Linked DNA regions of Homo sapiens: regions 1 and 2 are each linked to region 3. Evidence: chromatin contacts called from ENCODE Hi-C or POLR2A ChIA-PET data. All regions are on one chromosome and are shown on one strand. The core of a region is the stretch at or near the end of the contact, and the rest is flanking DNA. Distances in the headings are between cores, read along the strand shown. Region 1 overlaps KCNJ6-AS1 (KCNJ6 antisense RNA 1). Region 2 overlaps DYRK1A (dual specificity tyrosine phosphorylation regulated kinase 1A). Region 3 overlaps TTC3 (tetratricopeptide repeat domain 3).

Evidence for each region. A loop is a pair of places that touch in the nucleus more often than their neighbours do. ChIA-PET counts read pairs that join two places held with the same protein, here RNA polymerase II (POLR2A). Pooled maps may share reads with other maps.
Region 1: a pooled map of gastrocnemius medialis shows a loop between it and region 3 (2.2-fold over the local background). The contact joins two enhancer-like sites. A Hi-C loop is called at or near these places in 1 of 37 single-sample maps with no recorded cell type and 3 of 50 pooled maps. POLR2A ChIA-PET finds 5 or more read pairs at or near these places in 3 of 52 experiments (OCI-LY7, T-cell and activated naive CD4-positive, alpha-beta T cell).
Region 2: a map of psoas muscle shows a loop between it and region 3 (2.6-fold over the local background). The contact joins two enhancer-like sites. A Hi-C loop is called at or near these places in 1 of 168 maps with a recorded cell type or tissue (psoas muscle) and 1 of 50 pooled maps. POLR2A ChIA-PET finds 5 or more read pairs at or near these places in 3 of 52 experiments (AG04450, SK-N-SH and endothelial cell of umbilical vein).

What each region holds. Positions count from the first base shown.
Region 1 is chr21:37,565,462-37,568,878 of GRCh38, reverse strand. The region is part of intron 1 of KCNJ6-AS1 (KCNJ6 antisense RNA 1); the gene reads right to left. All of the region lies in intron 1 of LOC105372798 (a long non-coding RNA gene), which reads right to left. Among named protein-coding and RNA genes, the nearest start is that of KCNJ6-AS1, 49 kb to the right of the region's middle. Within about 2 kb of position 1,503, at least 5 of the 41 ENCODE cell types and tissues checked have a DNase peak (open chromatin) inside an H3K27ac peak, as active enhancers do.
Region 2 is chr21:37,462,126-37,465,650 of GRCh38, reverse strand. The region is part of intron 2 of DYRK1A (dual specificity tyrosine phosphorylation regulated kinase 1A); the gene reads right to left. Among named protein-coding and RNA genes, the nearest start is that of KCNJ6-AS1, 55 kb to the left of the region's middle. RefSeq lists a silencer at 2,343-2,392. Within about 2 kb of position 1,995, at least 9 of the 41 ENCODE cell types and tissues checked have a DNase peak (open chromatin) inside an H3K27ac peak, as active enhancers do.
Region 3 is chr21:37,179,925-37,183,377 of GRCh38, reverse strand. TTC3 (tetratricopeptide repeat domain 3) reads right to left here. Exons shown (of 46, transcript NM_001330683.2): 36 at 465-604. Among named protein-coding and RNA genes, the nearest start is that of TTC3-AS1, 12 kb to the left of the region's middle. Within about 2 kb of position 2,002, at least 2 of the 41 ENCODE cell types and tissues checked have a DNase peak (open chromatin) inside an H3K27ac peak, as active enhancers do.

The DNA.
Region 1 (3,417 bases), core at 254-2,753, 390 kb before region 3:
ACAATGACAATGACAACAGTCTTGAGGCATAAATGGATCAAAGGACATTTATGGGGTTTCTCTTTTAAGCGATGGGCAAGTTATTTAGGCACACGTAATCTGAGTGACAGTCATGGGAAATTGTAAGTACTAACTTGCTTGTTTGGCAAACCTTTATGGAGACCTGTATCACATCAGGCACAGCTTTGGTCCCAAGGCTGTGTGGTCCTGGTGTCTCACCACACCCTCGAGGCCCTGCTGGGAGGCACGAGGTGTGAGAGTCGGTTCTAAAATATCTTCTTCTCCTTCCCAGACCTCAAAAGCACTCCTTTTCCCCCTCTCCCACCACTAAACTTGTGGCAAAGTCTCTTCAACAAGCTCAGACTCACACAAGGCTGGACGAAGGGTGGTCTTCAACCAGTTTCTTGAAGCAAGGACATGTGAAGAGTACAGCTATCTGCTCAGAATGGGCATGGGGAGGAGATAGAAAAAAGAGAACAAAACACTAATAAACTAGCCTGTCTCATTAGTATCACGGGAAACTACAAGCCATTAGCAGTGTCTGAACAGCAGAAAAGAAAATGATCGAAAAGAATGCTGTCATCGGCTGAGCGCGGTGGCTCACACCTGTAATCCTAGCACTTTGGGAAGCCAAGGTGGGTGGATTGCCTGAGCTCAGGAGTTCAAGACCAGCCTGGGCAACACGGTGAAACCCCGTCTCTACTAAAATACAAAAAATTAGCTGGGAGTGGCAGCGTACACCTGTAATCCCAGCTACTCAGGAGGCTGAGGCAGGAGAATCACTTGAACCTGTGAGGTGGGGGTTGCAGTGAACCAAGGTCATACCACTGCCCTCCAGCCTGGGTGACACCACTGCCCTCCAGCCTGGGTGACAGAGCAAGACTCTGTCTCAAAAAAAAAAAAAAATGCTGTCATCAAATTATGCTTCTGGCCGTGATGGAGAACCAGAGGAATCCTTCTGCTGCAAAAACAAAAAATTTAAAAAAATTACTAGACGAAATACATGAAAAGCTTGTTTTCATACAATTGGATGTGAGCAGGAGCTTCAGAGTGTAAGCTAAAAATAAAATCCTAAGTCCTCCCCACAAATTAAACGAGCCCTCTCTTGGCCAAAGGGACCCCTGAAAAACCTTAAAAATTGAGTTCCCAGCCATGACAGGATGGGCAGGCAGACATGCCTCGTTAATGCCTCCCATTTTGCGGTTTAGACACAGCTGATGAGCATTAATGCTAAAATAGAGATCATAGGACAACAGATTCTGTGACAATAAGATATCACACTATAAATAAGACATCAAACTATAAATAAGACCTATGGCCACGCCAGGTGTCAGGCTCACAACTATGCCAAATGTCACACTTGGGGTCAGGTTCCAGCCCATGCTGAGGTCCAAAGGGAGTGGGTAGATGAGCAGAAAGAACAGTCATGGGGTGGTAGGCAGGTGAATATGGTTTTATTCAACAGCAGCTTTCATCAACAGCTTTCTCACACTGTCCGCCCTGTCTCGGCTGCTTAGTCTGGTAGCTCCCACACACACAGCTGCGCAGCCAGCTCTCCCTTGCCTTCAAGGTTGGCAGCTTAACTCTGTCTCTCTCTGGGCGCCAGTGAGCCAAGCTGTGTCCTGGTTCCCCTCTGTCCATCTGCAAAGATGGACAGCTCTGGCTCTCTCTCTTTCTCTGGGTGCCAGCACCTGTACAGTGTCGGCAGGGCAATTATACCTTTTACAGACAATAGTGGCTTAATGCCAAGGGACGGCCTTCCCATGTTATGGCTCCGTGGATGCGATAACAAGTGGAGTTATACGCCTGCGCTCTAAACTCCCTGAGTCACGCAGGATGTAAACATCCCACCTTGGCCTATCCTTGACCAAAGCACAACCATGTTCCTTACACCAAGCAAGGGTTGAATCACTCACCTCTATGCTTAAAGAATAAATTCTGTTCTAACAGCCACAGAATTTTTCTTTTTCTCTACCGTCTAAATAAGCACTGGTCTCAGGATAAGCAATATTAAAACAATTTGCAGCTCACGCAGATAAGGCACAGACTAACTGCCCAGCCATAACTACACCTTTGATTGTACAAGACACTGATGTCAGTAACTTTCTCTAGATGAGACACCACCAATCCAATCATGAACTAGTCCTAGCCAGTTTACAGAGGGTGCACACTTGAGTGCTTTTGTGTCCCAAAAGGAACTTTTGACCTATAGGGGCTAATTGTAATACATTCAAATGTTATTTTCCACCCCAAATGAACATGGGTTGTATGTTACATGCATGTTTGTTCAATATGCATGTGTCAGGACCCCCTTCATAAATACTCACATCTCCTCTGATAATCTGTTGAATATGTACATTTGGTCAACATGTTCAACTTAAATTTCTGACTTACCCCTTCTTCCCCCAGAGGGCCTGTCTCTGGTCTTTGAAGGAGGCTCTTCCCAGCCTACAGGATGGCCACCCTGCAGCCTATAACCCCTTATAAGAAATAAAGTCTCCTCTGCAGGCGTGGGGGCTCACGCCTGTAATCCTAGCACTTAGGGAGGCCGAGACAGGAGGACTGCTTGAGGCCAAGAGTTCAAGACCAACCTAGCCAACATAGTAAGACCCTGTTGAGGCAGGAGAATGGGGTCTAGAAGCAGGGAACCTAAGGCCAACTCATGTTGACTTCCTAGAACTAAATCAAAAGGAAAACCCCAACTTTCCACAACAAAGTAACAAAAGGACCAGAGATAAACCCTCCATACTTTCCCATTTTCTACAACCAGACAGACTGATTGCAGGCTAAGTCTTTGTTTACATAGAAGTGTAACTTTGTAACTTCACTTTAGCCGCTGATTGGTTGCTTTCCACAACTAATCAGACGTTTGCATAGTGTGTAACCTTTGTAACTTCACTTTGTAGTTACAGTAGATTGCAAGCCACTACTTCATTTGCATGGGTGTACAGCAAGTGGCCAATGGGAAACCTCTAGAGGGCATTTAAACCCCAGAAAATTCTGAAACCAGGCTCTTAGTCCCTATGCTCGGGTCTGATCCCATCTTGTGGAGTGTACTTTCGTTTTCAATAAATCTCTGCTTTTGTTGCTTCGTTCTTTCCTTGCTGTGTTTGTGGGTTTTGCCCAGTTCTTTGTACAAGACGCCAAGAACCTGGACACCCTCCACCAGTAACACTGTCTCTATTTGAAAAAAAAAAAGTGAAACTCTGTGTCTACTAAAATACAAAAATTAGCCAGGCATGGTGGCGGGCGCCCATAATCCTAGCTACTCGGGAGGCTGAGGCACGAGGATCGCTTGAACCCGGGAGGCAGAGGTTGCAGTGGGCCGAGATCGAGCCACACTGCACTCCAGCCTGGGCGACAGAGCAAGACTTTGTCAAAAAAAAAAAAAAAAAGAAAAAAAAAAGGAAGGAAGAA
Region 2 (3,525 bases), core at 746-3,245, 280 kb before region 3:
TGGCCAGGCTGGTCTTGAACTCCTGACCTCAGGTGATCCACTCACTTTGGCCTCCCAAAGTGCTAGGATTACAGGCATGAGCCACCATGCCTGGCCAAGGGTCAACATTTCTAACAAGTCATCAGATGATGCCAATACTATTTTGAAAAGCATTGGTCACCTTAATAAAAGAAAGCTGTTCTCCAACTAATTCAAGTAGTGGATAATCCAAAAATAAGTTATAGTCTATCTAAACAATACACTAGAGGGTTTTTTTTCCCCAATAGATTTACTTTTCTAGTTATAAAGTTGAAACTTTTTTTAGGGAGAATAATACACATTCCCATGCATAACGGTGATATGCTAGGTGACAAAGAATCTGATGTTCTTTTTGGAATTTGCTGTGGATGATCTGAATGTGAATTGGCAAGAAAAAACTTTTTCACTTCTGGTACCTTTTTAGCTATGTATTATAACACCTATCATAACTAGTTAGTGACATTATCAGTTATTTAGTGAAAGTGAAGAAAGATTAAGCCACCAGTACAGGAGGACTGCTGGTAAACATGGTATATAAACGAGGTGTGCTTGCCACATGCTCATTGTCTCCTTTCTTAACTCGACTGCTGTGTATGAAATTCAGAATAAACCTAAGTTTAATTTCCTCCTGCAACACCAAAAAGTATTTAAGTTATCCATTCATTCATTCCTTTCCTATGATAAGATTCCAAGGGGACAAAACTAATATGCGTATTTCTAGTTAACCTGATTTCATAATTAAGCAAATTACCCATGTTTTTACTCTTAAGTTTCTATCTTCCTAAAATTTTAATGCAAATGTTAATGGAAAAAATGACTCAGTTCATCCTGTAACAGGGATGATCATATAAAGTATTATGCGGAACCATATGAAACTGCTGATAGATTTCTGACTACCCTTGGCTTACAAAAACAGTAATTTCATATGGTTCAACCTACTATCTACCGTATTATATAATCTTTATTCAACTCAGTATAATAATATCTTAGCTTAAGAATGTATCACAATACATGTTTTAACATCAGATAATGTTATAATTTAATGATGAACTTAACAAATAATTCAAAGCTATCTAAAATCATCATTTGGAGTGCAGTTCCAAAGTATTTTCAACTGCTGTCAAACAGTATGGAAAGCATGTTGGAGAAAATCATGCATGTGGAGTTCTGTCTTTACGTGCTTCTGAACTGTATGGATCATTTTTACCATGAGCATGTTTCTGTAACTTTGCTAAACTTGGGAAAAATTCAATATTTTACTAAAAGAAAAATGAAGCAGCTTTCTTACTTCAGCCACGTTACTATGTTCTAGCAAGGAACTATAATAACTAGAGACCATATTACCAGTATGGATCAGCACTGATTCTACAGAGAAATATTTCATAAACAACACATCTCAAAGACTGGGACATAAGATTCAAAAAGATAGTGGTAAACACAGAGGAAACAGCAAATACAAAAAGCATGAGAAAAGACCCTAAGTTTAAAAACAAAAAAGTAAAAATAACAAGTATCAGAAGCCATCATCTCTGATACATAACCCACACGTAGCTCTACTTGTAGATCTGAATGTTATTCTTACCTAACCTGAATTTCTTTGTTAGTAATGTGTTAACAGGGGACCATTCCTGTGACAGTATTAATTGATAGTAGATTTTAAAGAGAAACAGTTAAATCAAAGAACAATATTAAAGAACAAAAAGTAAATGAAAATAATTTAATTAAAACTATAGCATCTAAATGTGGAAACTTATGAGGCTGAGGTTCTAAGACAGAATCCACTAAGAAATGAGGAGGGCAACCAAGCTTATGTGGGCAAAAACCCACGAGGTCCCTAGCAACAAGGCACATCCAAAATGAATTGCACCTCTAATGATGGCCGGAAATAAAGGCACATGATTAAGAGGGTAAGTGAACGAAAGTCCATGAGTAAGCTTTGTTCACGATTTTATCATCAGCACCAAGAACAGTGCCTGGCACATGGCCTGCATTCAATAAATATCTGTGCAATAAAGGAATGAACTGAATCCATCAGGAATATTTAGACTGTGAAGAAATCATTGAGAGAGGGAGGGAGGGGACTGCACGGGAGGTAAGGATGAATGTAGTATTTTTTAAATGAGGGGTTCTTGAATCAAAAGCAGAGAAAAGTCTTATAGCACAGGCTACAGCTATTGCTCAGTCAACTGCTCTTACTCATTTTTATATCCCAAGCACACAGTGCAGTGCCTGGCTCCACAGAAGGTGTTAAATAAATATATATTAAAGTGAAAGTAAGCAATGACTGTGACTATGCAAAAAGTCTAATGATAAGGACTATTTAGTAACAGTGAGCCAATAAGAACAAATGAACTGCTTTCTTATTACCCTCTAGTGGCCAATATGTGTTACTACAGGATACACACACACACACACACACACACACACACGTGCCAACATTAAACACACACACACACACATGCACACACAAGCTTGTCAACCCACTAGCCAAAAGAGCATACTCAATTATCTAGAAACACAATGAAATTGCTCATATAAGACGTAAATAAAATCTCAGGTTTTTCAGCATGAAAGATTAACTGAATCTATATATTAAAATTGTTAGTAACAATGGGTTATGGATAAAAACATGTTACCCTTAGGAATTTGTATTATCAGATTTCCACTTATGACCTTTGTAGAGTACCTGGTACCAGACTCCCTCATTCATCATAAACAACTAAAGAACTAGTCAAAACATACGAAATAACCGTTTTCAAACACTGGACAACAGGCAGTGCAGAATCGTGATGACTGAAAAAAGAAATCACTCTTGGTGAGCCCTACAATCCCCCTGGTTTCCTATCTAGAGGCACTTTCCAGGGTACAATATAGGAAGGGGGAGCCCAAACAGAACACAGCAATCTCACTGTGCTGCAGAGACAGAAGGAAGAGTTCAAGGCCACTGAATTGGCTGGAATTTGTGCAGCAGGTAACAAAAAGAGAAGGAGCTCCATCAATCCGTACATAGGGTTCTCCTTGACTCTTTGGCCAAATGCTAAGCTGCACAAGCACTGGGAGAAGGACCATGAAGCCAGGCACAGAACAACTACCAGGGAACTGTGAACTGAATAACTACTAAAATTCACACAAGACTGTAAGACATTGAGTGTTCAAACAGGCTACAGTGGAGAAACCCACAGACATTCAACAGAGACCCCAGAAAATCCACATTTAGGGCTAGGGCTAATCCAGCCCTACAGTAAAGGCTGGCCCCTGTTCTAACAGAGACTGAAACAAACCTCAAAGGATCAAGATGGTCTGCAAGTGAATTAACAGCCTGCCAGGACGACATTCAACACTCTTTAAAGAGAACAACAAAATCCAAACACTCACGGGCCAGCATTCCTCATCCCCATAGCCAGCCCAATTCACTAGGCACAGCAAGAAGCAAGAAAATGTGGTCTGTATTCGGGAGGAAAAAATCCATTTAAGACTCAGAAATGACAGAAAGAGTGAAGTTAGCAG
Region 3 (3,453 bases), core at 753-3,252:
TTCCTAGGATCTGTATATGTTATCAAATCGTTCACACTACAAGACAAATTTTAATAATTTATAGATTCAGGATAAAAGTAATTATAAATAATCATCACAGAATCTTACTTTTGAAAAGAACCTTAGATTTTAGACCAGCCCCCATGTTTTGCTGATAAGAAAAAAGAGGGCCAGAGAAAGGGATGGTGTTCAAACTGGAAGGAAGTCAGTTCCTTGGGGATTCTCAGTTCCATGCTACTCTCACTTTTATATAATTTATCTGAAAAAATGTTAAGTTTAGAAAAAAATTCAGGTGAGATAATTACTCAATGAATACTTTTTTAAATGAGACAAAACAATGAAAACAGTATTCATTTTTACTTTACTTGATGTAGTTTAATATTAAATATCAAAAATGTGAAAATAACCAAAAGCCACAATATTTTTTTTTAAATAAAAATTACTGCCTTTCAATCATTACTTACATTTCACTGGCATTTGAAACCTTTTTAATTTTCTTCTTCAGTGATTTTAGTCTTTCTTGGATTTCTTTTTTTTCCTGTTGCCATTTTTTAATTTCTCTTTCCAAATCTTGAAGGAACCAATCTAATTCCGTCTTTGAGATCTAAAAACATTTAGAAAGTACTTAAATAAATGGCAAAATATACTTTTTAACAAAAGAGACTGAAAGGCTAGAATTGTGACGGTGCCATAGCTTAAACAATGACCTAAGTTCAGTGGAACACACTCCCAAGCTGGCGCCCTGTGGCAGACTATGCCCCCCAGCCAAGCCTGGGACACCAAGTCACACCAGACAGCCACATCCTACCCGCTACGTGTACCTGATTACAGTAAGACACCCCGAAGAACCACTCCGACGTGCCCAGAAGTGTTCACACTTACTCTCCAGCCTAAATGATTCTCTAATCTACAGGGAGTGTATGCATGTTTTAGTTGGCAAGGCCAATAGTTTTTGTTTGCTTTTATAAATATAAATGTAATCCTCTTGCTGGTCATTAAAGGCATTTGGGTTGAGATACCTGCCAGAATTTCAGGCAGTGTGACAAAGAGAAATGAAAACCTCTTTGGAGACAATGCTAGTTACCGTTCCCCTGGAGGGTTTGGTACAGCACCACTTGACACCTAACCCTCTTTGTCAACTTCCTATGTAGTTGCTGGTTTGAAACTTCTGAATCTACACATTCTCTAAAGGTTTGATGTCTTTTTTGAAGTATCATCTATTTAATTGTAGCAAGGGGTTTGGGTGGGGCACATGCTTATAAATACCAGTCACTTATAAGTAAAACATTCCCTATGTTAATATTTCTAATAATTAATTTAAACGTGAATCAAAGCAATATTTAAAGGAAACAAATATTTTCTAGTTTAAAATCTCACTATTATCAATGACGGCTTAATGAAATCCTAACTTCACATTTGCTTTAGGGAAACTTTTAATTTTTTACTTCCTATCAGGTTCCCTACAGCCTGAACTTCCTGCTTAGGCTTAGAGCACACGTAGGTCATTTCAGCTATAGAAACTCGAGGTCTTCTCTGTAAGAAAGGACACTAAAGTCAACCTACATGGATTCCATAGGAAATCATGGCCCTCAGGTCAAAAGCTCTATCAACTTAAGAGACCACTACTCCCTCTTCAGCCTTAGACACCAAGGTTTTCATGTTTTTTAAAGGCAGATTTGCTAACCAGTCAAGGTCCTTTAAGATTTCTGAATCCTACAGCAGGGATAAGGTTGATTTTGGCACAGGACAACTGTTCTTAGGTGGCAAAAATTGAACAACAGCTCAGTAATGTTCCCTTTAACATAGGAACCAGTTCTTCCCACATCTTCTTAGCTGCAACCTTGTTGATCCTGAATTTCTTGAGTCATTACTGTGACTGAGGTGACCACCATGCCTACTCTACTTAAGAATCCTGTGTTCCACCTGGTTCGGTTCTACCAGGACCAATGTGAATTTGTATGCCTTGCTGCTGGCAGCCAAGCCAATCTTGTTTCTCACCTATCCTGTGCTCCTATTCTGAGCCAATGATCTCACCTGGGATCCATCCCTTTGGCTGGGAGATTATGTGCAACCACAAGGTTATGCTGAGGCATAAGAACCTAGTTGGCAACAAGTACCTAAGGGAGTTCAAGTATCAAGAAGCACAAAGTATTATAAACATATGTGCACATACATACACATATAGCTCAGGCAACGAAAATACCACATGAGTTCATCTTCTGTTTGTACTAACCACTGCTGAATGCCATAGCTGCCTCACAATGCTAAACAGGTCAGCTATCACGAGCTTGTTTCTGACTGCATGGAAGACAGAATGATCTCCTGAACGTTTTTCTTTCAAACTTAGCATAAAACAAATAGGCTATACACAACTGTATCTGCTATATTACAGTTTATTGACATAACTATAAACAATTTCTTTTTCTCAATTAGGAAAAAACTTATCTTTTTTATTAAACCTCAGTGTTGTTCTAAAATAAATATTTGAGGTACCTTTGATAATATATACATAAATATTTAATTTTTTTTTTTTTACATTTTCTAAAGTTTTATTGTTTCATTCTTACTGAAATTAAAACATTCTTTTTTTTTTCTCCTTATAAAGCCATTTTTTTTTATTATACTTTAAGTTTTAGGGTACATGTGCACATTGTGCAGGTTAGTTACATATGTATACATGTGCCATGCTGGTGCACTGCACCCACTAACTCGTCATCTAGCATTAGGTATATCTCCCAATGCTATCCCTCCCCCCTCCCCCCACCCCACAACAGTCCCCAGAGTGTGATATTCCCCTTCCTGTGTCCATGTGATCTCATTGTTCAATTCCCACCTATGAGTGAGAATATGCAGTGTTTGGTTTTTTGTTCTTGCGATAGTTTACTGAGAATGATGATTTCCAGTTTCATCCATGTCCCTACAAAGGACATGAACTCATCATTTTTTATGGCTGCATAGTATTCCATGGTGTAAAAAAAAAGATAATATATACATAAATATTTAAAAGACAAAATAAAAAGAATGCTAAGCAGATAAAGAAAACAGAATAGAGAGAGAGGAATGACAATACAAAACCATGAGTGAGAGTAATATAAAAATGAATGGCATGCAGTCCTAACCATTCTTTAGAAATAACATGAAAACTTTCTGGCAGACAAGGTCAAAGAGAAAATATAATGAACTGTACAATTCAATATAAAACATAAAAACAAACCAGTTGCACAAGAGAGGCCCTGGAAGTGATGGCAGACAGAAGGGCCTCAAGAAGAGGATGCTGCAGAAACGCCCCACAAGACCAGCACAGAGCCTGACACTTAAGAGAACATTCAAGAAATATCTGTCACATGAAAGAATGGATAATATCCCCAACTCCATACTAGCAGTAAACAAAGCAGCAAACTTCACAGAATGTGAGCCTGATGTCCTCTGATGTAGGCTGATAGAGAACATGAA